Linked DNA regions of Homo sapiens: regions 2 and 3 are each linked to region 1. A link is an interaction called in ENCODE POLR2A ChIA-PET data of the cell type or tissue named here. Cell type or tissue: CD4-positive, alpha-beta T cell. All regions are shown on one strand. Region 1 overlaps KLF3-AS1 (KLF3 antisense RNA 1). Region 2 holds the start of LINC01259 (long intergenic non-protein coding RNA 1259). Region 3 has its middle 6.0 kb from the start of LINC01258.

What was found. ChIA-PET counts read pairs that join two places held together with the same protein. Peaks named below come from ENCODE experiments on the same cell type or tissue, not always from the same donor. Only the 100,000 strongest peaks of a DNase experiment are listed, where the experiment ranks them.
Region 2: POLR2A ChIA-PET joins it to region 1 with 11 read pairs; 10 of 35 experiments call an interaction of 5 or more read pairs at or near these places.
Region 3: POLR2A ChIA-PET joins it to region 1 with 12 read pairs; 10 of 35 experiments call an interaction of 5 or more read pairs at or near these places.

What each region holds. Positions count from the first base shown.
Region 1 is chr4:38,651,835-38,659,834 of GRCh38, forward strand. All of the region lies in intron 1 of KLF3-AS1 (KLF3 antisense RNA 1), which reads right to left. Among named protein-coding and RNA genes, the nearest start is that of KLF3, 8.4 kb to the right of the region's middle. In CD4-positive, alpha-beta T cell, no CTCF peak of the experiment used is centred here; DNase peaks (open chromatin) are centred at 2,607 and 3,537; H3K4me3 peaks cover 1,288 bases; H3K27ac peaks cover 1,478 bases.
Region 2 is chr4:38,504,756-38,512,755 of GRCh38, forward strand. The region is part of intron 1 of LINC01258 (long intergenic non-protein coding RNA 1258); the gene reads right to left. It overlaps LINC01259 (long intergenic non-protein coding RNA 1259), which reads left to right and starts at 5,012. Exons shown (of 3, transcript NR_149076.1): 1 at 5,012-5,192. In CD4-positive, alpha-beta T cell, no CTCF peak of the experiment used is centred here; a DNase peak (open chromatin) is centred at 4,956; H3K4me3 peaks cover 3,420 bases; H3K27ac peaks cover 3,254 bases.
Region 3 is chr4:38,525,203-38,533,202 of GRCh38, forward strand. No RefSeq gene overlaps it. Among named protein-coding and RNA genes, the nearest start is that of LINC01258, 6.0 kb to the left of the region's middle. RefSeq lists an enhancer at 4,206-4,435. In CD4-positive, alpha-beta T cell, no CTCF peak of the experiment used is centred here; DNase peaks (open chromatin) are centred at 4,129 and 4,689; H3K27ac peaks cover 1,240 bases.

The sequences.
Region 1 (8,000 bases):
ATTTCTAAAGATGATGGAATAGAAAGACCATTATCTGGGCCAGGTGCGGTGGGTCACGCCTGTAACCCCAGCACTTTGGGAGGCCGAGGTGGGCAGATCACTTGAGGTCAGGAGTTTGAGACCAGCCTGGCTAACATGGTGAAATCCCCATCTCTACTAAAAATATAAAAATCAGCTGGGCATGGTGGCGTGCACTTATAATCCCAGCTACTTGGGAGGCTTAGGCAGGAGAATAGCTTGAACTCGGGAGGCAGAAGTTGTAGTGAGCCTAGATCACACCACTGTACTCCAGCCTGGGAGACAGAGCAAGACTCCATATGAAAGAAAGAGAGAAAGAGAAAAAAAGAGAGAGAGAGACAGAAATTAAGACTGTTATCTGGAATTGAAATAATAACATAATCAACAGTGTTGGCAGGGTGCAGTGGTTCACACCTGTAATCCCAACACTTTAGGAGGCCGAGGCAGGTGGATCACGAGATGAGGGGTTCGAGACCAGACTGGCCAACATGTGAAACCCCGTCTCTACTAAAAATACAAAAATTAGCCAGGTGTGGTGGTGGACACCTGTAATCCCATCTACTCGGGAGGCTGAGGCAGGAGAATTGCCTGAACCTGGAGGTGGAGGTTGCAGTGAGCCGAGATCTCAGACACAGCAATTGCTGTGTCTGAATTATACAATGCATCTTTGTCAGTCATCTGTACCAAATGGTCTAGATTAACTGGGGTTTTTTTTTTTTTTTGGAGGGGGGGGCGTTGTTGTTTGTTTGTTTGTTTGGATCTAAGGGTACTTCTGCAGGTGCAGAAGAAAGTTAAGGGAAATACATTAATAAATGTGACTAATTTTGTCATTATCCAAACTACACTACTCATTTGATAACTACCACCTAATGAAAATTGAAAAGTCCTGAGGACTGGACTCCAGACAGGTACTTTCAAATGCATCATAACTGGGAACACCTTGAGATATGTGGTTCGAGAAAGTAAGCTGATATCCTACCAAGAGTGTCTCTCCTGGGAGGTGGTGACAAATGCTCCTCAAGACTTCTCCTGTTTCCTCCTAAATCTTGGGAACTCCTTTAAGACGCCCTCATCTTCATAGTACCAAATGAAAGAAAATCAATTGCATTTGAAACAATTTGCCACATAAGAAAATAAACAAACATGGAAAAGGAGACACATTCGTGTGAATCTCAGGGGAAATCTTATTTTTCAGATATTGATGAAATAGCAAAAGAAACAAGATGAGTTTAGAATACCATCATCCATTCCTGCTTCTTTTGAATCCATTTCCCTTATCTTTAGTGCAGAAAAGGAAACTGATTAGATACATTACTGTGTAGCAAAAGTTGTACTCAAATTTTGAAAGTGTTTCCCTCCTTTTTAAAAAACTAAATGTTTCTCTTTTTTAGAAAGTGAATTTTCTCTATTGAGAAGATACCATGACCACTAGGCAGAATTATATATTTAGTTGTGCTAGAGCACTGATGACTTCTTTTATGATGATTTTTTTAAATGTTTAAATATTCCTCATAAACCTGCAAAACTTAAGTGCTAGACTCTATAACGTTTCATAGTTAATAGACCCATTTGCAACAGCAATGAGAAAAATTTAAATTTAAGTCCAGACACGTCACATAAAATTATTGACTGGCTGGGCTGTGCACAGTGGCTCACGCCTGTAATCCCAGCACTTTGGGAGGCCGAGGCAGGCAGATCATGAGGTCAGGAGATTGAGACCATCCTAGCTAACACGGTGAAAACCCATCCCTACTAAAAATACAAAAAATTAGCCAGGCATGATGGCACGCGCCTATAGCCCCAGCTACTAGGGAGGCTGAAGCAGGAGAATCTGTTGAACCCAGGAGGCGGAGGTTGCAGTGAGCCGACATCGCACCACTACACTCAGCCTGGGTGACAGAGCAAGACTCTGTCTCAAAAAACAAACAAAAAAAAACCAACAATTATTGACGGGCTAAAATATTCTGGAAAATCTAATAAACTAAACATATTGATGTGAGCATGAACACAATATATATTGTAGATTTCTTGTTCCTATCACAAGCAAGTAACTTTAAGGGCAAAGCACACCAAAAAAAAAAAGCCTTTTACATAATTCAAAGCTGTCCATACTTTCTTTTATCCTCTTCCATTCTTTTTTATTATTTTTTTTTAATTTTTATTTATTTATTTTTTATTATACTTTAAGTTTCTAGGGTACATGTGCACAACATGCAGGTTTGTTACATATGTATACATGTGCCATGTTGGTGTGCTGCATCCATTAACTCGTCATTTACATTAGGTATATAACAGTATCTTCAAGACAAGGGGAGGAAGGGAAGACACACTGCAATATACATCTGGACATATTTTAAAGATATTCACGATAGAAGAAAGCACAAATTAATGAATAAACAATTGGATAGATGACGTGCCTTGTTTGATGTGAGAACACTTAATAAAAGGTTAAAATTAATGAGCTAAGGGAAGAAAACATGGCTAAAAGGGCTGGTAGCTCTGTAAGGGTGGGGACAGGGCGGGGAACAGAGTCAGGGAGACAAACAGGATGCTGGGAGGTGAGAAATAAGGGTGGGGAGTAGTGGGCAATCTCAAGAGGAACTAACAAGGCCGTTGCTTATAGTTACCCAGAAAACCTACGAACAATAACAGACAAGCAGATGCAGCTCAGAAAGAAACAGCGGAGCAGCTAGAAGCCCCTCCTGCTGAGACAACGCACCAGACACGTTAATGGTGTTTGGGGGCTGCAGGTCATCTCTCACATACTCACATCCACAACTGCTGACACCTCTGTTTCCCGTCGAATCAACAGATCCTGGCAAAAGACCCCCAGAGAGGATGAATGGACCTTGATCCAGGAGTTTTAATATATTCCTATCTCTTCAGAAATAGGAACTTCGGCTCTACTCATTCTAGTTTGCTGGCTTTTCTATTTTTGGTTTTGGTGGGTTTTTTTTGTTTTGTTTTGTTTTTTGTGTTTGTTTTTAGCTTTTCTTCTTTGGAAAGGTTTGTCAAGTAAATACTGTTACGTGTCATTTTGAAGAGGAAATTCCAGTTCCAAGAACCAGCACAGGTCCAACTATCCAAGCAGTCTTTAAAAAGCCAAAGAGTCGGCCGGGTGCAGTGCCTGCAATCCCAGCACTTTGGGAGGCCGAGGCAGGCGGATCACAAGGTCAGGAGTTGGAGACCAGCCTGGTTAACATAGTGAAACCCTGTCTCTACTAAAAACACAAAAACTAGCCGGGTGTGGTGGGACATGCCCATAATCCCAGCTATTCGGGAGGCTGAGGCAGGAGAATCACTTGAAGCTGGGAGGAGGAGGTTGCAGTGAGCTGAGATCATGCCACTGCACTCCAGCCTGGGCGACAGAGCTAGACTTCATCTCAAAAAAAAAAAAAAAAAAAAAAAAAAAACCCACAGTCAATAAAAGACGTTTGCCTTCTCTCACTGCCCTTGATTCCTAGAGCCTCCCTCTTCACCACCTCCTGCCCCGCTAGACTCAGCCCCCTTCAAAATCCCAATCAAAGGACTGCACCTCTGGCTCTGAGGTGCTTTCAAAGGGCCAACTTGCAAAACTGTGCTTCAGATCTGACACTTAATCATACACAACTTGCCCGTTTCTTTCTTTCTTAGCGGTTTTTTTTTTTTTTTTTTTTGAGACAGTCACTCTGTCGCCCAGGCTGGAGTGCAGTGGCACAATCTCGGCTCACTGCAAAGTCGCCTCGCAGGTTCAAGCGATTCTTCTCCCTCAGCCTCCGGAGTAGCTGGGATTATAGACACGTGCCACCACGCCCAGCTAATTTTTGTATTTTTAGTAGAGACAGGGTTTCACCATGTTAGCTAGGCTGGCCTCGAACTCCTGACCTCAAGTGATCCACCACCTCAGCCTCCCAAAATGCTGGGATTACAGGCGTGAGCCACCATGCCTGGCATTTTAGCTATTTTTTAAAACACACTTGTTTCTTATTACAAAAGGAATACATGCTCATTAAAGAAAAAAACTCAGAATATTGAAAGGCAAAGAAAAAATATCCCCCCTACTCCTATCACTTGGATATGAGCATTATTATCATTTTCATGTTTTTGTGTATTAGCAAATCTTTTTTAATTGCCAGGGTGATGAAGAACTCTCCACTGTTCATGTGGGAGAACCATGTGTTTAATTTTTTCTAGGACAGATCAGCAAAACTTCCAAAGCATTTGTGAAGGCAGAATGGCTTGCCAGGTTGGGAGACCAAGGAATAAAAGGCTGAAGTCCTCTTCCCAGCCAAGTACCAGGGGAGCCTGTGCAACTGAGCTTTTACACGGAGGGAAATGCTTCAAACTTCAGGGTTTTGGAAGTGTGGGCATGCAATGCACTTGGAATGAGCAGAAAAGAAAAGGTGGCAAGACCACTTCCCTAGAGCACAGTGTACACCCTGCCTCTTTGCTGGCTTAGTCACTAAGGTAGAAAAATGCTCACACGTGCACATGTACATGTGCATGTGTGTACAGGGTGAGAGAGAGAGAGATGACATATGTATATATACATGAATAGATGTATGCACCCTTTGCTTGCTGCCTTCTGCTCTGCACTGTTGGAGCTTTATACTGACATTAAACTTCATGTCATTTTTATATGCTATCATGCCACTCACCTGCTTAAAAACCTTCTGTGGTTTCCCGATGTCAAATTCCAATTTTCTCCACAACATGGCCTTGACTGACCTCTCCTACCTTATCTCACTCCACTCCTAAGTGACCCAGGTTCCTGTTGGACCCTTTGCCTCCATGCCCTTTCCAGATCCTAAAATGTGATTTCTAGCCCCTTCTGCAGCCATGAAGTTCTAACACAGATATCACCTCCTCCATGAAGATTTTGAGGATTTCCTGACCAGATGTCATTTCTTTTGCAAGACTGTAAGCTCCTTGAAGACAAAAACCAAACCACACATTACTGCTCATATTTTGGACAAATAAATTTACCTTTTTATCCATTTAATTCTCATATCATTGTCCTTTTCTAAATTTTATTCATTATATTCTTGGCCGGGCACAGTGGCTCACACCTGTAATCCCAGCACTTTGGGAGGCCAAGACAGGAGCATCACTTGAGATCAGGAGTTCAAGACCAGCCTGACCAACATGGTGAAACCCCGTCTCTACTAAAAATACAGAAATTAGCCAAGGGTGGCACACACCTATAATCCCAGCTACTTGGGAGGCTGAGGCAGGAGAATCGCTGGAACCCAGGAGGCAGAGGTTGTTGCACTGAGTTGAGATTGTGCCACTGCACTCCAGCCTGGGTAACAGAATGAGATTCTGTCTCAAAAATAAAATAAAATAAAATAAAATAAAATAAAATAAAATAAAATAAATTGTATTCATTATATTATTATTTCTGCATTGTGTAATAATTAAGCAGAATAATACATATATTCTCTCTAATTCCTTGAATGCAGGGATTATGTCATACATATTTCTTGCACTATCACCCCCACCCGAGACCTATGGTAAAAGTTCAAGCAATACTAACTGAAGTAGATTAAATTCAAGATTTAAATGCCAATAATTATTCCTTAACATAGAGGAGAGGGATGGAAACATAAAGAGTCCACCTTACTCCAAAATAGTTGAAAAACAGCCTCATTCCAAAACAAGGGAGGTAGTTTTTCTTACTTTGTGGGTCTCCCATTCTTTACTTACTCTGACTACCAGCACAGGAAAAATCTAGGTAGTCTCCAACTCAGCAAGAAGTTGCAGTCTCTTTGTATGTGTAGGACATTGATTTGGAAATTATAAATAATTTCGCTTTGAAGTCATAGTATAAATAATGTTTTAAGGTCTCTGACAGGTCTCCAAAAGTTGACTGAAACTCTTAATAAAGAAGAAATAATATGTTTTCAATAAAAAGTAGAAAATAAAACTACTGACATATTTTACTTGCAAAATAACCAATAAACAATGAAATACACGTGATTTTTTTTTTTTTTCTTTTGAGATGGAGTCTTGCTCTGTCGCCCCTGCTGGAGTGCAGTGATGCAATCTCGGCTCACTGCAAGCTCCGCCTCCCGGGTTCAAGCAATTCTTCTGCCTCAGCCTCCAGAGTAGCTGGGATTACAGGCGCATGCCACAGCGCCCGGCTAATGCTTATATTTTTAGTAGAGACAGGGTTTCACCATGTTGGCCAGGTTGGTCTCAAACTCCTGACCTCAGATGATCTGTCTGCCTCAGCCTCTCAAAGTGCTGGGATTACAGGTGTGAGCCACCACACCCAGCCCAAGTGATTATTTTTAATTTGAATAATCATGATTCAAGGAAAGCAGATTTAACTATAGAAAAAGGATATCTTCTAACCATTCTCTCCTGGTGGCTATCTTCCATGTTTCTCAGACATTTTTTTTTTTTTTTAATGGAATTAAGACATGACTTGAGGGCCTAAGTCTTACTCTGCCCATAGCTCTGAGTAATTTCAGGATCCACAAGGAACCATGTTTAACACCCCAGTCACTCTTTTCACTCATCTCTTCATCTTCAGGGATCTTCTCCACTCCCTTCTAGTTCTCCCACTTCCGCAGGCACTCCCTGGACCGCACCATCCCCTAGGACTGCTTCACCTCTAAATACTAAACTTACAGGTAGGTCCCCATTCTCTGACAACTCACCTCCTAACCTTCCAGGTCACTCACTCCATTATTCCCAAGACACCCATTCTTCAACCTATTTGGAATGTCCAGTTCACCAATCCCTTGGCTATTTCTCTACAGCCTTATTCTGTTTTACCTCTCTGAGTTAGGTCCCAAGAACCAACATTTCCACTGTGCCACTGTCCTTGGATTGCACTGTCCTGCCAAACACAATCCAAGACAACTGTCCACCTGCACTAGAAATGCTGAGAGCTTCTGGAGGTGGGAGTGGATCATACATCCAGTCTGATCTTCACCAGAACTCATGGTCACCTAACTCAACCTCGGTATTTCCTGGCAATTCTAAATTAGATGGATGGATAGATAATAAAGGTGGAAACTTGCAGAGATGATGCAGAGAATCTCCACACCTTTTGTAATGTTTTAGAGATGGATAATTCTTAGACTAGCATTTCTAATTTTACTTCAAATCATATAGCTTTGTTTTCCTTTAAGGTAAATGTATCTGTGCTGCTCGTAAATTCACAAGCACATGACACTTTTCTGCCTTGGTAGCTTTGTCTGTCATCACACGAGGAGGAGAAATGCCCTGGGAAGAAATAGAAAAGCTCTAAAGTAGATTGGAAAAGAAATAAGAAATCTCAAGAAAATGTATTTGTGTAGCAGGAAGAGACTGCCTGAGATGGGATATACTGTGATGTAAGTCACAAAAGAGAAAGTGGAGGTTTGCAGTGGCTTGTGTCCACTAGCCCCTGAATCCATTTCAACATGGTGTTATTGTCCTGGGGTAGCTTAGCTGTCATACATTAATTAACAAATACTTATGGAACACCTTCTACTTCTATTTGTCAGACACTGTTCTAGAAGCTTGAGAAAAAGTGAATAAAACAATGTCCCTGCTCTCACAGAGCTCACATCCTAATAAGAAAAAAAGGTAGCAAATAAACAAAAAAAGAAAGGGGGTTTTTAGTTAACGATATACAAAAAAAGAAAAGAAAATAGGACAATGACTAAACAATGAATGGGCATATTAGTCCATTTCGTGTTGCTGTAAAGGAAACACCTGAGGCTGGGTAACTTATAAAGAAAACACATTTATTTGGCTCACTGTTCTGCTGGTTGGAAGGCTCCTTCCTTGCATGGCAGAAGGTGAAGGGGAGCCAGTGTGTGCAGAGATCACAGGGCAAGAGAGAAACAAGAGAGCCAGGAGGGAAGTGCCAGGCTCGGTTGTTTTTTTTTTGAGACAGAGTTTTGCCCTTGTTGCCCAGGCAGAAGTGCAACAGTGCAGTCTCAGCTCACTGCAACCTCCGCCTCCCAGGTTCAATCGATTCTTCTGCCTCAGCCTCCCAAGTAGCT
Region 2 (8,000 bases), 150 kb before region 1:
TTTTTTTTTTTTTTTTCGACAGAGTGTCACTCTGCCACCTGTTACCCAGGCTAAAGGGCAGTGGCACAACCTCTGCTCACTGCAACCTCCAGCTCCAGGTTCAAGCAATTCTCCTGCCTCGGCCTCCTGAGTAGCTGGGACTACAAGTGTGCACCACCACGCCCAGCTAATTTTTTGTATTTTTAGTAGAGATGGCATTTCACCATGTTGGCCAGGCTGGTCTCGAACTCCTGGCCTCAAGTTATCTGCCTACCTCAGCCTCCCAGAGTGCTTGGATTACAGGCCTGAGCCACCACACCTGGCCTAGGTTCTACTTCCTAAAGTTAGAGTTATTGCTCAAAGTAAAAAATGTGACCGTATCACTGCAGTATAATACCCAGGTTCCATATGTTTCCATCCAAGGCCTTCGTAACCCACCTTTTACCTTTGTAGCCTTTGCCCCCATCACACGCACCTACACTGGGATTATAGAAAACCATTTAACCCAAATCCCTTTGCTTTCATTTGCTTATGTGATTTCTTTCAGCAAGAATTTCCTTCAAACACTACAGCCAATCTTCCACTAGTCAAAATCCAACTGATTCTTCAGGACCAAGTCAAAATGTCATTTCCTTAATAAATCTGTCAGAGCCCCTTTTTTCCCCTCTCTCCCCATCATTTACTGATGAATCTGTTTTTAATCCAATAATATTGGATGATGTCCCCCTCCAAAGGACATTCAGCAATGTCTAGGGACCTGTCTGGCTATTACAACTGGGGGTGGGAGCTACTGGCAGCTAGTGAGTGGAGTTCCAGATGCTGCTAAACATCCTACAATGCACAGAACAGCACCCCTTGACCCCCCAACAAAGAACCATCATCCCAAAATGTCAACAGTACCACAGTTGAGAAACTCTGGGTTAAACAAATGCGCTTACTACTGCTCCACCTCCAAGGCCCACTAAACTGAAAGGTATTAAAAAGGATCAAAATTTGAAAAAGACCAAAGTATAGGAGAAGAGACACCAGTGAGCCAGAGATGCACAAATTTTTGCATATGGAAAGTGATGGTGAAATTGATAACTGACTTAGAGTGAAGAAACCATTTAACCTAAATCACTTTGATTCCTATCTGCTCATGCTGTTTCTTTGACCTAGAATTTCCCTCTACATTCTAATATTCCAGCCAATCTTTCAATAATCAAAATCCAAGGGTTTCTTCAAGACCAGTCAAAATGTCAATTCCCTTGTAAATCTTTCAAAGCCCCCTTTTCTCCCTTCTTTCTATCATCCACTGATAAATTTATTTTTCTAGACATCCAATAAAAAATGACGAAGAAAATGAAAGTGAAAAGTTAAAGAAAGTGGGATCTTAGGGCAAGGAGAAAGTGTCAAAAAAGCAAGCCAACTCAGATGGCAGCACCCTGGAAAGGCTCTGAAACTGGAAGCCCCCCTTGGCAATTATGTAGTGAGGGTAGGACTGAATATTAGGATTGGTTCAAATTGTAATGAACAGTAGTCAGATCCTCAGATGCCTACCTTCACCCTAAAGAGTCAGGAAGCTCCCCCACTAGGCTTATTCTCCAGAGTAGCCAAACCAGAGGGTTCTGTGGAGGACAGAAGGGAAGCAGGAGCATCTTGTTGAAGTCAAAAGGGTACCAAGTGCATTCTGAACAATGAGACCCACAACTGCCTTCCCCCACTTTATAGAACTTACCATTTAAAAAAATAAATGTAGAAATACTGGCACTCAGGGTCCCATCTAGCCACCTTTTGGTCCATCCCACAAATCAATAAATCCTGTGCAGATAGATACACAGAGCTTGTTTAGCTTTTTAGTGCCTCACTTTTAACTCTAAAAGGACAACCAAGGATCATCAGACATTTGAGAAGCAAACATGAAAGATAGAGCCCAAAAACCGAGGAAACAAAGAAATGGAAAAGGAACTCAGAAGAAATAGACAATGTAGGTAGAAGGGACAAAAGAAAACTTGAGAATGATTCCAAGTTATATTCTCAAAGAGAATTTGTTTCCATTAAGCAAAAAAAGGTTTATGTTTTTAAAGGAAGGAAAAAAAATGGAGAACAGCCAAAAAGAACTCTTAGAAATTATATACATATATATGAACATTTAAAATGTAAGTGATTGGAAAATAACGTTGAAAAAATCTTCCAAGAAAGTAGAATAAAAAGATATAGACGGAAGAGAGAAAAGCTAAGAGACCCAGAGGATCAAGAAAGGAGGTTCAACACCCAAGTAATATGAGTTCTAGCAAAAAAAGAACAGCAAAAAGGGAGGGAAGAAAATTATTAAGGCAATACTGCAAGAATATTTTGCAGAACTGATATATTTAAAGAGGCTACTCAGTGCCTAACACAATAAATAACAACAACAACAAAAAACCCCTACCAACATACATATCATTGTGAAATTTCAGAGTTCTGTGGGTAGAAAAAAAGATGTTAGAAATTATCAGAAAGGAAAACTTGGTCACATATAAAAGATAAAACATTACTTTAGGGAGTTTCAATTCCTGTTAGAATGTAGTAAGTGGCAAGACATGGTTACTCTTATACTAACAATGAGAAAAAGCCAGGAAAACTACAAGACGATCATTTACTAGACCCACTCTAGAGCTGAGAATGCAAAGAAACCTAACTGAACTAAATTCCAGAAAGCACTAAGTTTTTCATAATTTGCTTACATCCCAGGAGATCTGTCTTAGTCTGTTTGGGCTGCCGTGACAAAATATCTTAGACTGGGTGATTTGTGAACAACAGAATTTTTTTGTTTACAGTTCTGAAGGCTGGAAAGTCCAAGATCAAGACACCAGCAGATATGGTGTCTGGTGAGGGCACCATCTGTTCCTTACATGATGGAAAGGCAAGAAGAGGCTAACATGCTCCTTCCAGTCTCTTTTATAAGGGTGCTAATGCCATTAGTAGAGCTCTGCATTCATTACTTAATCACCTCCCAAAAACCTACCTCTTAATACGTTGCCTTGGGAGTTAGGATTCAATATATGAATTCTGAGGGGTTATGGGCATTCAGACCATCGTGGGATTGGTGGGAGGAGGAAGAATGTGCCATAGGTAGGAATGAGAAGAAGTTAGCTGAATTGTCAACAAAACTTGAACAGCTGCATATGGACTATCAAGACAGCAGCAACCCCAGGATCTCAGCCTTACAGCAGAGCTGCACCTACCTGCCAGCTCCTTCCACATCAAGTGCATGGGGTTAGCACGTCGATGTCTGGGGACAGAGCAGGAGAGCTGAGAGAGATTGTTCCTGTGGAGAAGCAGGGCAGGTGAACTGAGATAGAACTCTCCAAAGCCCTCTGAGCCTTCACCAATCTTTAAGCCTTCACCATCCTGTCTGCAGCAGGCTGAGACGGGACCAAAGAAATCTTTTCAGGGCACTGCTATACTCTCCCAAGTGCACCACAGCAACCCTCAGGGGCTGGGACAAGATGAAAGGTCTGAGAGAGAGAGGTGTTTGAAGGCATGAACATCCAGGGGTAAGACTGACCAGCAAAGAGAATTCCCCAGCAGCCCCAAAAGCTGGCAGTCAGGTTATAAAGCAGAAAGAGATCACTTGCAGTTTAGAAAGCTGACCAGTTAACTACAGAGCATAAAGGGATCCCTGGAGTCTCATTGGCACTTAGAGATCTGCTGAAGGGGAAGTCCTCATATTGTCTTAATGATATCGGAGGCCAGTGGTGACTTATATCTAACTGAAGTTACAAACGAACCCAGACCTAGAACAACTACACATGAGATTGACCTCACCCCAAAACACACACACACACACACACACACACACACACACACACGATCAGCATGACAGAAGGTGGTGCCCCTCATAGGAGAGGTGCTAAATGGAAGTACATGATGGTAAAATCCGTGCATTGTTTGAGAAGTAACAGAATATTTGAATGTAGACCATAACAACTTAAAGATGGATGTCTAAATCCTAGAGCAACCACCAAAAAATAGCACAAAGATATGAGTAAAACAAAAATATAATAAAGGAAAGGAAACGATCAGTTAAAAAATAGTTGGTTCACTCAAAAGAAGGCAGGAAATAAAGACAACAAAGAACAAAGGAGACAAATATTAGGATGACAGACTGAAACCCAAACTATCAATAATTAGGTTAAATGTAAATAGATTAAACAATTCAAGTAAAAGGCAGAAATAGTCAATCTGGATAACACAGCAGAGCCCACCTGTATACTGTTTACAAGATAAATATTTTAAGTATAAAGACTCAGACTTGTGACATATAAAGTAAAAGAGCACATGCAAAAGATAGTTATAAGAAAGCTGGCTTGCTATATTCATATCAAGGTAGACTCCAAGGCAAAGAGTAATACCAGAGATGAAGAGAGACATTTCATAATAATCAAATAATTCATTAACCAAGAAGGTCTAACATCTTGAACATGTATGCAACCTAATCACAAAGCATCAAAATACATGGAGAAAACATTGATGAGTCCCAATCATCCGTAAAGGCAGAAATTGATTAATCACAGTCATAGTTGGAGATTTAACACTTCTAGATAAAACTGGTAGACAATGAAAAATCAGAAAGGCTATAGAAGATTTGAACAGCACTACCAACCAATTTGACCTTATTAACATGCGTGAAATACTAACTACATTAAACATCTGCAGACCACACACATTCTAAGAAAGGGTTCAGAGAGGAGAAGGAACGCTGGAGGAAGGAAGACCAAGCAGGTGATGGCTGAAGAAGAAATTTAACTGGTAGGAAGTGTGGAAAACCAAAGTGTTGAATAGAGAGTGCGATGTAAGCCCTTTTCTCCTTCTCCTCGTTAAATGTCTACATTACTCGATGCACTCTACGAGGTGGACTTTGTTTTGGAGATATGAAAAGGTAGACTCCTATTTTGTGGTTGTTGTGGGGTGAAACTAGAGGCTTCCTGTGAGAAGTCAACCATATCGGGCTATGGTTCTGAGTCCCACCCAGGATGTTTAAGGCAGAGGAGCCACTTTCAGCTCAGACACAAGACAGGTGAATGCCTTCATCATGACTGCCAGAGAGGGAGGAGGCCAACCTGGCACCACCATGGAGGTCCTCAAATCTACCACCCTGGCAGAGGCGAGCTGTGAGATGGCCCTGGCTTTTGTGGGACCACCTTCTGAAGGTCATCTGGAACTGGATGAGAAGTGCTCAAGGATATAAGGTTAGGAGCAGTTTCTCCAAGAAACTCCCTCATAAAACCACAGGAAGATGGTGTTTGAGCTAGTTTTGATGGAGACACTTAAGCTCTTGAGAAACTGGATTATTTCCTGGAAGGGGAAACAGGACCACTGCAGAGAGGCCTGAGTGAATTTCACTCCCTGGCTCCAGCCTCATCTGCTGCTGCAGGTTGACCTGGAGCCTGGAGTCCTTCTGTGGGGCTTACAGTGCAGCCAGCACTGCCCGAAGCTGTAGACACTTAGGGAAGGGGTGAGTACTACCAAGGTGAGGACTACTTAGGCAGCCTTGTGTTGTGAGTAGACTAAGCAGCAGAAATGCTACAGAGTGGGCCAGGCCCAGGGGTGAAGAAGCAACAAATCAGTGGAATGTTTGCAATGTTTTGGTCTTAGGAATTATACCAGGCCTCAAAGTCACAAAGCCTCTCTGTGGTCGAACGCCAGCCAGCCCTCACACAGGCATATGGTGGTGTGGGGAGATGCTGGGATCCATGTGGCAAGCTCCTGACCACACATCAACAGAGGGGTCAAAGACCCTCTGTGTCAGACTTGAGGAACTTGTAGAGAGTCATAAGCTGGGTAAATACAATTTTGAAAATCAGGCCTAGGGGAGTGTTTATAGCAAAATAGCAAGAAGAAAAATTTAGGCTTCACCAGCAACCGGGAAGGCTCCTAGATTCTCCTTGACTGTGGAGGAAAAGGTTGAAAGGAAGACCAAGGTAAGGAGACTCAAAGGGAACGGAAATCTTAAAGGGTTATTGGTTAAGTTGCTCACTGTCTGGTACATGATGGAGCCACCCTGTGCCATCTGCCTCTTACAAGCCTCAGGAAAGTCTAGAAGGTTCCTTTGGCTGGAGGAGAAAATGGGAGGCTGAGCCCTGTGGGCTTCAAGGCTGCCACAGTGGAGCTACACATGGATTACACAAATCACAGGGATCCACTTTGTGGAAGGAAATCCACTTTCTCCATTTTTTAACATTGACAGAATCCTAAAAATTAAATAGATCAATCTATGAAGTATGCAGCTCATTTGGAGCTCATGACAGACAAATGAAAATGCAAGGGCAAAGAAAATACACCAAATGCTGTCAGAAGCTGAGCCAACCATATTCTCTTGTCCTGTGTGTTCGTTTGCTAAGGTTGCCTCGTAACTAAGTACCACAGACTGGGTGGCTCAAACCATAGAAATTTATTCTTCTCACAATTCTGGAGGCTGGAAGTCCAAGATTAAGATGTCAAGAGGGCTGATTTCTTCTGACACCCCTCTCTTTGGCTTGCAGATAGCTGTCTTCTCCCTGTGTCCTCACATGGTCTTCCTTCTGTGTGGAAGGAAGACATGTCTGTGTCTGTGCCCAAATTTCCTCTTCTTATAAGGACACTACCCTAATGATCTCATTTTCATTTAATTACTTCTTTTCTTTTCTTTTTAGATGGAGTCTAGTTCTGTCGCCAGGCTGGAGTGCAGTAGCGCGATCTCAGCTCACTGCAACCTCCACCTCCTGGGTTCAAGTGATTCTCCTGCCTCAGCCTCCCAAATAGCTGGGATTACAGGCACGTGCCACCACACCCAGCTAATTTTTGTATTTTTAGTAGAGATGAGATTTCACCACGTTGGCCGGGATGGTCTCGATCTCCTGATCGTGTGATCTGCTCACCTCAGCCTCCCGAAGTGCTGGGATTACAGGCATGAACCACCGTGCCCGGCTACTCAATTACTTCTTTAAAGGTTCCATCTCCAAATTCCAAGGTACTGGGAGCTAGGGCTTCAGCATTTGAATTTTGGGGAGACACGGTTCAACCCATAACATCCTCCACGCACAGCATCTTCTTTCTGCTAAGTTCCTGGAAAACACCGTTGTCGTTCTCTAGATCATAAACCCTGCATCTGTTTATGCAGATATCTGAGATTTTTCCAGATATTTTCTCCCTTGTATCCTCTGTTTCTATGAAGGTAAAAAACATGTTCTTCTAAATCTTATCTGACCTCTCCAGACTGTCTTTTCAGAGACAGACTTCCTGAGAAATGCATGGCTCCCCTACATGCTACAGGTTGTTTTACTGTGATTTCATTTAGTCCTCTAGAAAAAGCCAAGAAACCTGAAACCTATATCGGCAAAAAAAAAAAAAGGACTGTCTTTTACATCTTTCAGACATTCTAACCTGTCATGACCCTCTTTCAGCCCCCGCCCCACCTCCAATCCAACCCATCCAGTAAGACTTTGGGAACTTATCTGAGAACACCCTGGAAGGGTTAGAACACACAACTGTGTAGCACCATGTACAGCACATGGCATAAAGAAGGATGAAGATGGCAAGGCTTGGTGGCTCATGCCTGTAATCCCAGCACTTTGGGAGGCAGAGGTGGGTGGATCACCTGAGGTCGGGAGTTCAAGACCAGCCTGACCAACATGGAGAAACCCCGTCTCTACTAAAAATACAAAATTAGCCGGGCGTGGTGGCCTATGCCTGTAATCCCAGCTACTTGGGAGGCTGAGGCAGGGGAATCACTTGAACCTGGGAGGCGGAGGTCACAGTGAGCTGAGATTGCACCATTGCACTCCAGCCTGGGTAACAAGAGTGAAACTCTGTCTCAAAAAAAAAAAAAAAAAAAAAAAAAAAGAAGGATGAAGATGACAGAGCAATTCACAGGGCTGAGAAGAAGAGTAGCCCCAGGAAATAGTAAGTTGATGTGAGAGCCCAGAATAGAGAAGACAGCCAGAGCAGCCCCTATGGAGCAAAGGTTGTAGGAAAGCCTTCTAGAAACATCACCTGAGTTGTGAGGATCTTGCTTCTTT
Region 3 (8,000 bases), 130 kb before region 1:
GCTGGTTCCCAATGGCTGAATTACACTCACTAATGCCAATTGGTGCCGATGCTGGTCTTAACTTTGCCTGAGTATGCACTGTCCTTTGACCACTATGCCTCAGGCCACCGGGCCTCCTTCCCCAGCCTGGCCTCTGCAGCCCGAGCAGAGCCTCAGGTCACTCCCCATGCTCAGAGGAGCCCCGCATCTCATCTCCCTCGCTCCCTGCCCACCCACCTCCCTGCTGCAGTTCCTGCCTTTGTGCCAAGACCTGCTCCCGTTATGTCACGTGCCCTCCATGGATGGCTAATTTGCAAAGAATCAAAACTCAGAAAACGCATTTATAACTTAACCATATTGAGTCTAACTGTCTCTTTGATCATTTCAAAGGCAACTCAGGACCTTAAAAAGCCTCAGAATTGGCTTCCTAAGCACCAAGCCTTCTGGAAAATGGAAAATACAGGAGTAGGTTTAGGAGAATAATCTGAATGGTACTGGTCCCAAGACACCCCTGAAAATTAGGTGACTTTAAGCAAATTGCTTAATGTCTCTAAGCCTCAGTTTTCTTATCTGAAAGGAAGACAATTATACTTGACTCATGAGGTCTAAGGATCATGTAAATAAAAGGACTTGGTTAATTTTAAAATTCCTGATCTCAGCTTGATGTTTCTATTTTCATAAAAGCAGGGATTTGGGCTTCTTTAGCTGTTTAGACCTTGAGGGGGGAAAAAGGGTTACCTAATTATAATTTCACTATAATATTCCGTTCACGGTCCGGCTCTCTGAACAGACTATTAGCTCCTTGAGGCCAGGTATTGTGCTGGCTACTCTATAACCAGTTAGCACCAGCTGAATGTCCAGCTCAAAGCAGGCACTCAATGAACATTCACTGGATACGTGACTTCACCATGTACGTCACTGTCCTGGCCAAGCCTGGTGATCATGTCTCTATCATATTCTATCTGCAGGAAGAATCCTGTCAGCCTGGCAGAAGGTACATCAAGTGAGGAGAATTACTCCCCTCCCCTACTTCCTACTGCCAATCCCACCAAGACATGGTGAGGACATCCCAGCAAATGCACAGGAGGTCAATAAAATACAAGGAGCTCCCTGATGCCTTCTGGTGCTACTGCCCACAGGGCACTGTGAACTGGGCCAGCTGGGCTTAGGCCATGCAGAATGGCCAGCTGAGGGCAGAGACAGCCTTTCTCCCACCAGTCAGGCAGCTTCTACCACTTGACCTTCCCTATTCCTCCAGGAGGCTTTCTAAAAGACAACTGGTGAAAACGAGGCCTTCATTCACTCCTTCCTTGCTTCATTCATTCTACAAACATGAATTGGACACCTATTATGTCCCAGTGACTGTGTTAGATGTTGAAGAGGCAGAGTCCAGGCCCGCAAAGAACCCTGGGACTCCTGAGGGAAACAAACAAGGAAATAGACAATGACAATACAGTGTAATGAGAGCCAGGGCAGAAGCAAGCACGTGATGTGGGAGCACACAGGTGTCTCCATGCTTGATCTTGCAGAACGTGGGGTGGAGGGTGCCGCTCCAGAGAGCTCTGGGTAGGGTGGAATTTAACCTCTTGAAGGATGAGAGGGATTAGGTAGGGAAATCAAGGAAGTGTGGAAAGTGAAGGGAGAGTGTTCAGTAGGACACACAGACAAAGATAACAGCATGTACAAGAAAGAATGGGTTCAGGAGGCCGGGCACAGTGGCTCACACCTGTAATCCCAGCACTTTGGGAGGCCGAGGTGGGCAGATCACGAGGTCAGGAGATCGAGACCATCCTGGCTAACACGGTGAAACCGCATCTCTTCTAAAAAAAATACAAAAAAATTAGCCAGGCATGGTGGTGGGCACCTGTAGTCCCAGCTACTTGGGAGGCTGAGGCAGGAGAATGGCGTGAGCCCGGGAGGCGGAGCTTGCAGTGAGCCAAGATCATGCCACTGCACTGCAGCGTGGGTGACAGAACGAGACTGTGTCTCAAAAATAATAATAATAATAATAATAATGGCTTCAGGAATTGGCAAATGGGGACTTGGTGAGGATAAATCCAGAGGATGAGATCAGGATGTGGGTTTCCACATGCCCAGGAACAAGGAAAGACCTGTCCTTTGGTGGAGACTTGGGTACTCGAAAGACAGGTGGGAGGTGTTATATAAAGCCTTTATCTACCCTGTTTTATGGATGAGAAAGCTGAGAGCTGAAGAGCGGAATCACACAGCAAGTAATCAGCATAGATAGATCATCATAGTTGGAGGAGCTGGTCCTCTTGACCATACGAATGAGAAATAAATCAGCTTCTCAAATGGTATAGAGGCTCCGGGCCCAGTTGTGTTGGAATTTACCTTCCCACCCTCCCCTGTGCAATGAGCTGCCTTCTTCACAATCCATCAAAGAAGGTAAAAACAGCCATTGCTTCCTGCTAGAGATGGTAGTGGTGGCTCAGAGAAACCCTTAAAAAATTATTAGATGACCCCTGCTGTGATCTGAATGTTTGTGTCTCTCCAAAATTCACATGTTGAAATCCTAACCCCACCCACCGCACCCCCCACCCCACAGTGATGGTATTAGAAGGTGAGGTCTTTGGGGGGTGATTAAGTCATGAGGGTGGAACTGTCATGAATAGAGCTAATGCCCTTAGAAAAGAGGCCTGAGGAAGTTCCATATCCCCTTCTACCACATGAGGACACAGTGAGAAGGCACCATCTGTGAGGAGATGGGCCCTCACCAATCACCAAATCTGCTAGTGCCTTGGTCTTGGAATTCCCAGCCTCCAGAACTGTGAGAAGCAAATTTCTACCATTTTAAAGTCTATAGCACTTTGTTACAGCAGCTTGAACTAACTAAGACACTCCTTGGCTGCCTTCACAATGCTTACCAGGAAGTTCTCTGCAAGCCTTAAAAGTTCAAAGCCCAGAAATGGCCTCTCTTGAATGACATCCTTGGGTTTATGAATGAAATAGCCATATCTTGCATCTTTCTCCTTTGAGATTCATTCTTTTCTAATATTGCATTTACTACCCAAACAGATATTTCTGCTGATATTCATTCAATCCTACAGAGATAGACATCTAGGTAACATTATTTGCAAAATTTTTCCTGCTTCTTTTTCTTTCTTAAGAAGTTGTACCTTTCTTTCCAGTTATAATGAATAAGACAAAGCAAGTCATTCTGGACTTCTTTTTTCTCTTTTTTAAATTCATAATGGTTGTAGTTGAATAAAATATAATTTTTAATGGATATACATCTCACAGAACAGACAATACATATCTTTCAGGTAAAGCTTCTCTTTTCTCATATGAACAAATAGTATGTGAAAAATAGCAAAATAGATCATAAAGGCATCTGCATAATACATTGCAACTTTTGCTAAATTATTCTATCTTGTTCAAAATGAGACCTTCAGAAGCTTTAATTTCCTTGGCTCAATATATTGTAAGGATTAATACATATCCATTGATTTATTTATTCATCCATGTAGTATCAGTTTCATAATATGTGAGGCTCAGTGCACAATGAAAATATGGGGCCTCTTGTTCAAAAATTAAGACTTTTCTAGATAGCAGCCAGGCACAGTGGCTCACTCGAGTAATCTGAGCACTTTGGGAGGCCAAGGTGGGCAGATCACTTGAGGTCAGGAGTTTAAGACCAGCCTGGCCAACATAGTGAAACCCCGTCTCTACTAAAAATACAAAAAATTAGCCAGGCCTGGTGGTGGGCACCTGTAATCCCAGCTACTCGAGAGACTGAGGCAAGAGAATCATTTGAACCCGGGAGGCAGATGTTGCAGTGAGCCGAGATGGTGCCACTGCACTCCAGACTGGGCGACAGAGCTAGACCCTGTCTCAAAAAAAAAAAAAAAAAGAAAACGAAAAAAGAACTTTCTAGATGACAGCAGCATTAAGCCAAGCATTAAAGCCACCTGTCTAAGCATGAGTCCCTGTGTAACTCCACAGGTCCCCCACCCAGGAAGCTGGACCTGAATCCACCAAATTATAGGCCGGCCCTGGAAATACAAGGATGAGCCAGTCAGATGTGGTCTGTGCCCTCCCCTGCAGCTTGGAGAAGAAAGGTCACCATGAGGTTTAATGAGGACTCAGATAAGGGAAGTGCTGGGTCATCTAGGAGCTACCTCATCGTAGCGGCCAGCAAAGACCTTCCTGAGGAAATGACATGCACGCTGAGGCCTGAAGCTTGACGAGGCTTCAGCAGGCCAAGAGTAGGAGGGAAATTATTTTCGGGCAAAGGAAGAGCATGTAAAAGAGATTGGAGAAAAGGCTGAAGAGTGTGGCATGTCTGAGGAACCACAAGGAGTGTGGCATGGCTGCAGCACAGAGAACATTATGGGGCCTGGCTGAGGGCAAGATGAAGAGGTGGATGAGACCCAGCCCTGAAGGGAGGTTACATGGTATCCTGAAGGCAGTGGGAAGCTCTTAATGAGTTTCTTGGGCCTCTCTCAGCTGCACAATGGGCCAAAGAAGGGAAGAAATCGATGGTGGTGTCAGTGGAAGAAAACCAAGCTCCCCTGCCTGGTTCCTGATGAAAAAAGAAAAACAGCAAAAACAAAAACAGGAAGTTAGCCTGCAGAATTGCGTTGGCAGGAAGTCCTGGTTTGACAAGTCATTCAGCCTGTGCTCTGGGCCATGGACCTACCACCTTGAAGCTGGTGCTACTCCACACCTGATCAGCAGATCAGAAGAGCAGGACAGGCAGAACCTTCCTCTTCTACTGCGAGAGCTCAGTCAGTGGGAAATGTGCTCCGGGCTTCCTGGTTTGTCGCTTAGCAACACCACGTACTTGGTGCATAGGTGACCAGCACTCTCCATGAAGCCTTCCTGAGTGACTCTGCGCCCACTGTGCCTGCTGGCAGTCATGTGTTTACCGGTTTGCCTCACCTACCAGACTATGTGTTGCTTGCGAGCAGGAGATAGGTCTTACTCACTTTTGGATTCTAGTTTCTCACAAAGTAAACCATAAATGTATTGGTAAACTGAATTAACTTATACTAAATCTAGTTATATCTGAGGTATAGTATACATTCAGTCATTTTGGGAAGACAACTTGTATTAAAGATATAAAATTTTTATAAGAGAAAAGTCCTTTGAGTTCTGTGCCTCTGGCTTTAAGATATGCTTTTGACATCCAATATTTTTCTAATTTGGGACTTTTCAGAAATGATCAAGGCAATGTCCATTTGATATAGTATCCCTAGCAGACAAGGATTATGAGTTTTTAGCATTGAGTTTCCACAGGGCATGGTGTATAGTAAGTGGTTCATTATTTAATGAATGTATAGATCACATACATCCATGTACACCAATTCACACATACACTTTGCATTACTAAAGGGTTTTACAGGTACATATTCAGTAGTTTTTTTAAATGTATAAGAAAAGTATAAATAGGAAAGTGTACCATAGTATATATGATACATATCTAAGATGTGAAGATTATGTTATTATGCATCAAAAATCATAAAGGTGGATGATTATTTTGATTATTCAGCAGAAGCATTTCTCCATGCAACGTTTAATAGAAAAATATATAAGGAAGGCAAAGGCTTAAAATACTATCTATCTTCAAACTTTTAAAAGAAATAGGCCTGGTCCAGTGGCTCACACCTGTAATCTCAGCACTTGGAGAGGCTAAGGCAGGAGGCTCACTTGAGGCCAGGAGTTTGAGTCCAGCCTGGGCAACATAGAGAGGCCCTTCTCTACAAAAAATTTTAAAAAGCAGCTGGGCATGGTGGTGCATGCCTGCAGTCCCAGCTACTTGGGAGGCTGAGGCAGGAGGATCACTTGAGCCCAGGAGTTAGAGGCTGCAGTGAGTATGATTGTGCCACTACACTCCAGCTGTAGCCTGGTTGACAGAGAGAGACCTGTCTCTAAAAAAAGAAGGAAAGAAAGAAATGTAAAATGATTTACATAAAATGCTGTAACTGTAAAATCAATTCAGAGAGGAAATGTTCAAGAATAAGTGATTTTCAAGAAGTATAATTTTATGATCTGACATCTGAGAAATAGTTGAACAAATGGAAGAATTGTCTTACTCCAGAGTATTAGAAACAAGCCAGTGGGAGGGTGTTCAGTGAGCCATTTGTAACTAGAGAGCCCTCCGGAGAAAGAGGGGGTGGAGTTTCTGAGGAACCAGACAGAGCTGGGATTTTCTCAGCTGTGTTTGCAGTTTCACTTAGATACCGTTCAAAGCCATTTCTAGCATCTAATAAAAACAGATGCACTTTTTCTTACAGCCCCCAAGTGTCTGGAATACAAATTTCCCATCTTGTCACTGACCAGCTTCTCTGTCCTTGGAATCCCTCTACCTCTGTTCCTTTGTCCCTGGGATTCATGGTTGTGACCAGACTGCAGACCCTTGCTACCTGATAACCCGCCCCTGTCTCGCCAACTCCTGTGAACAACCTACTCCACTTGAAAACAAACACATCCATCTCTTTTTTTTTTTTTTAATTTATAACTGAAAGAGGTTTAATTGCCTCACAGTTCTGTAGACTATACAGGAAGCATAGCGGCTTCTGGCTTCTGTTTCTGGGAAAGCATCAGGAAGCTTCCAATCATGGCAGAAGGAAAACAGGGAGTGAGGCATCTCCACACGGTGGGAAAAGGAGCATGAGAGAGTGTGAGAGGAGCTACACACCTTTTTTTGTTATTGTTTTACTTTAAGTTCTGGGACACATGTGCAGAACGTGCAGGTTTGTTACATAGGTATACATGTGCCATGGTGGTTTGCTGCACCCATCAACCCATCATCTAGGTTTTAAGTCCCTCATGTATTATATATTTGTCCTAATGCTCTCCCTCCCCTTGCTCCCCACCCCCCGACGGGACCCGGTGTGTGATGTTCCCCTCCCTGTGAGTAAGAACACAGAGAAACATACCCATTTCTTTACATTGAAAGAGACCTTAGAGATCATCTGACAAAAGGGGCCAGGAGAGTTAGTGTGACTTTCACGAGGTCACAGAGCTATTTTAGTCACAAAGCCAGCACAACAAAGCCAGCACAAGAACCTTACTCCATCCCCTGATGCCTCCTCTACCACTTCTCGATGTCCATCCCAGCAGCCTCAGTTACAACTGGCTTCCTGAAGAAAGTTTTCAAAAACGTTATGTATTAGTCATTGAACCCTAGACTACGCTAAAAGGTAACTTGTAAATCCACCTGATGCATTGATCTCCCTGGTGGAAATAATTTGAATGCTTCCTGGCCTCGACTAATCTTTATGTATGCATGTATGTAATTTGTATGTTGGTACATGTGCTGCCTTTCATGCTACTTTTTGCTTCATGTGAACAGCAGCCACATGTAAACACTTCCCCAGCTTTCTAGAGCAGGGCCATCCAATAGAACTTTCTCCGATAATGAAAATGCTCGTTACCTATGACAGTAGTCACATGCTGCTTTTGAGCACTTGAAATAAGGCTAGCGTAACTGAGGAACTGAATCTTTTATTTTATTTCATTGTAATTCATTCAAACACAAATTTCAATGCCACTTGGCCAACACAGTTCTAGAGAGTCATTGTGTTTCTTACAATGGATACGTAAAATTTCAATTGTATTGATATTTTGGTTTATTTATTATTCCTCTGTCCTCATTCAAAATGCTTTTTGCTTTTGCTATTATAGCAAATACAATATTATGTACAGATATATATATACACTCCCATAAAAAAATTGCTTGTGTGGTTTTCTTCTTTTGATTTATTTGTTTAACTTCCTGCAAATGAAACTCCAACTGCGTAGTGTTTTGACTGAAATATTCCTTAAAATCCTCAAAGAGGCTCCATCTGTCTCTCTTCCCCTCTTTTTCTCCCATTATATACCCTCTGGAGCAGGAACTCTGTCGAGAATCCGGGCCTTCTGTTTCTAAGTCCTCCACTGGGGCCGCTCTCAGCCCTTTTTCTGTGCTTCCTCATCCTCCCTGAGTCATGTTTTAGGTCTCCTTTCCCCAAGCCAACTTTATCCTTTTGTATTGTCCTTTGGAAGCAAAGACACAG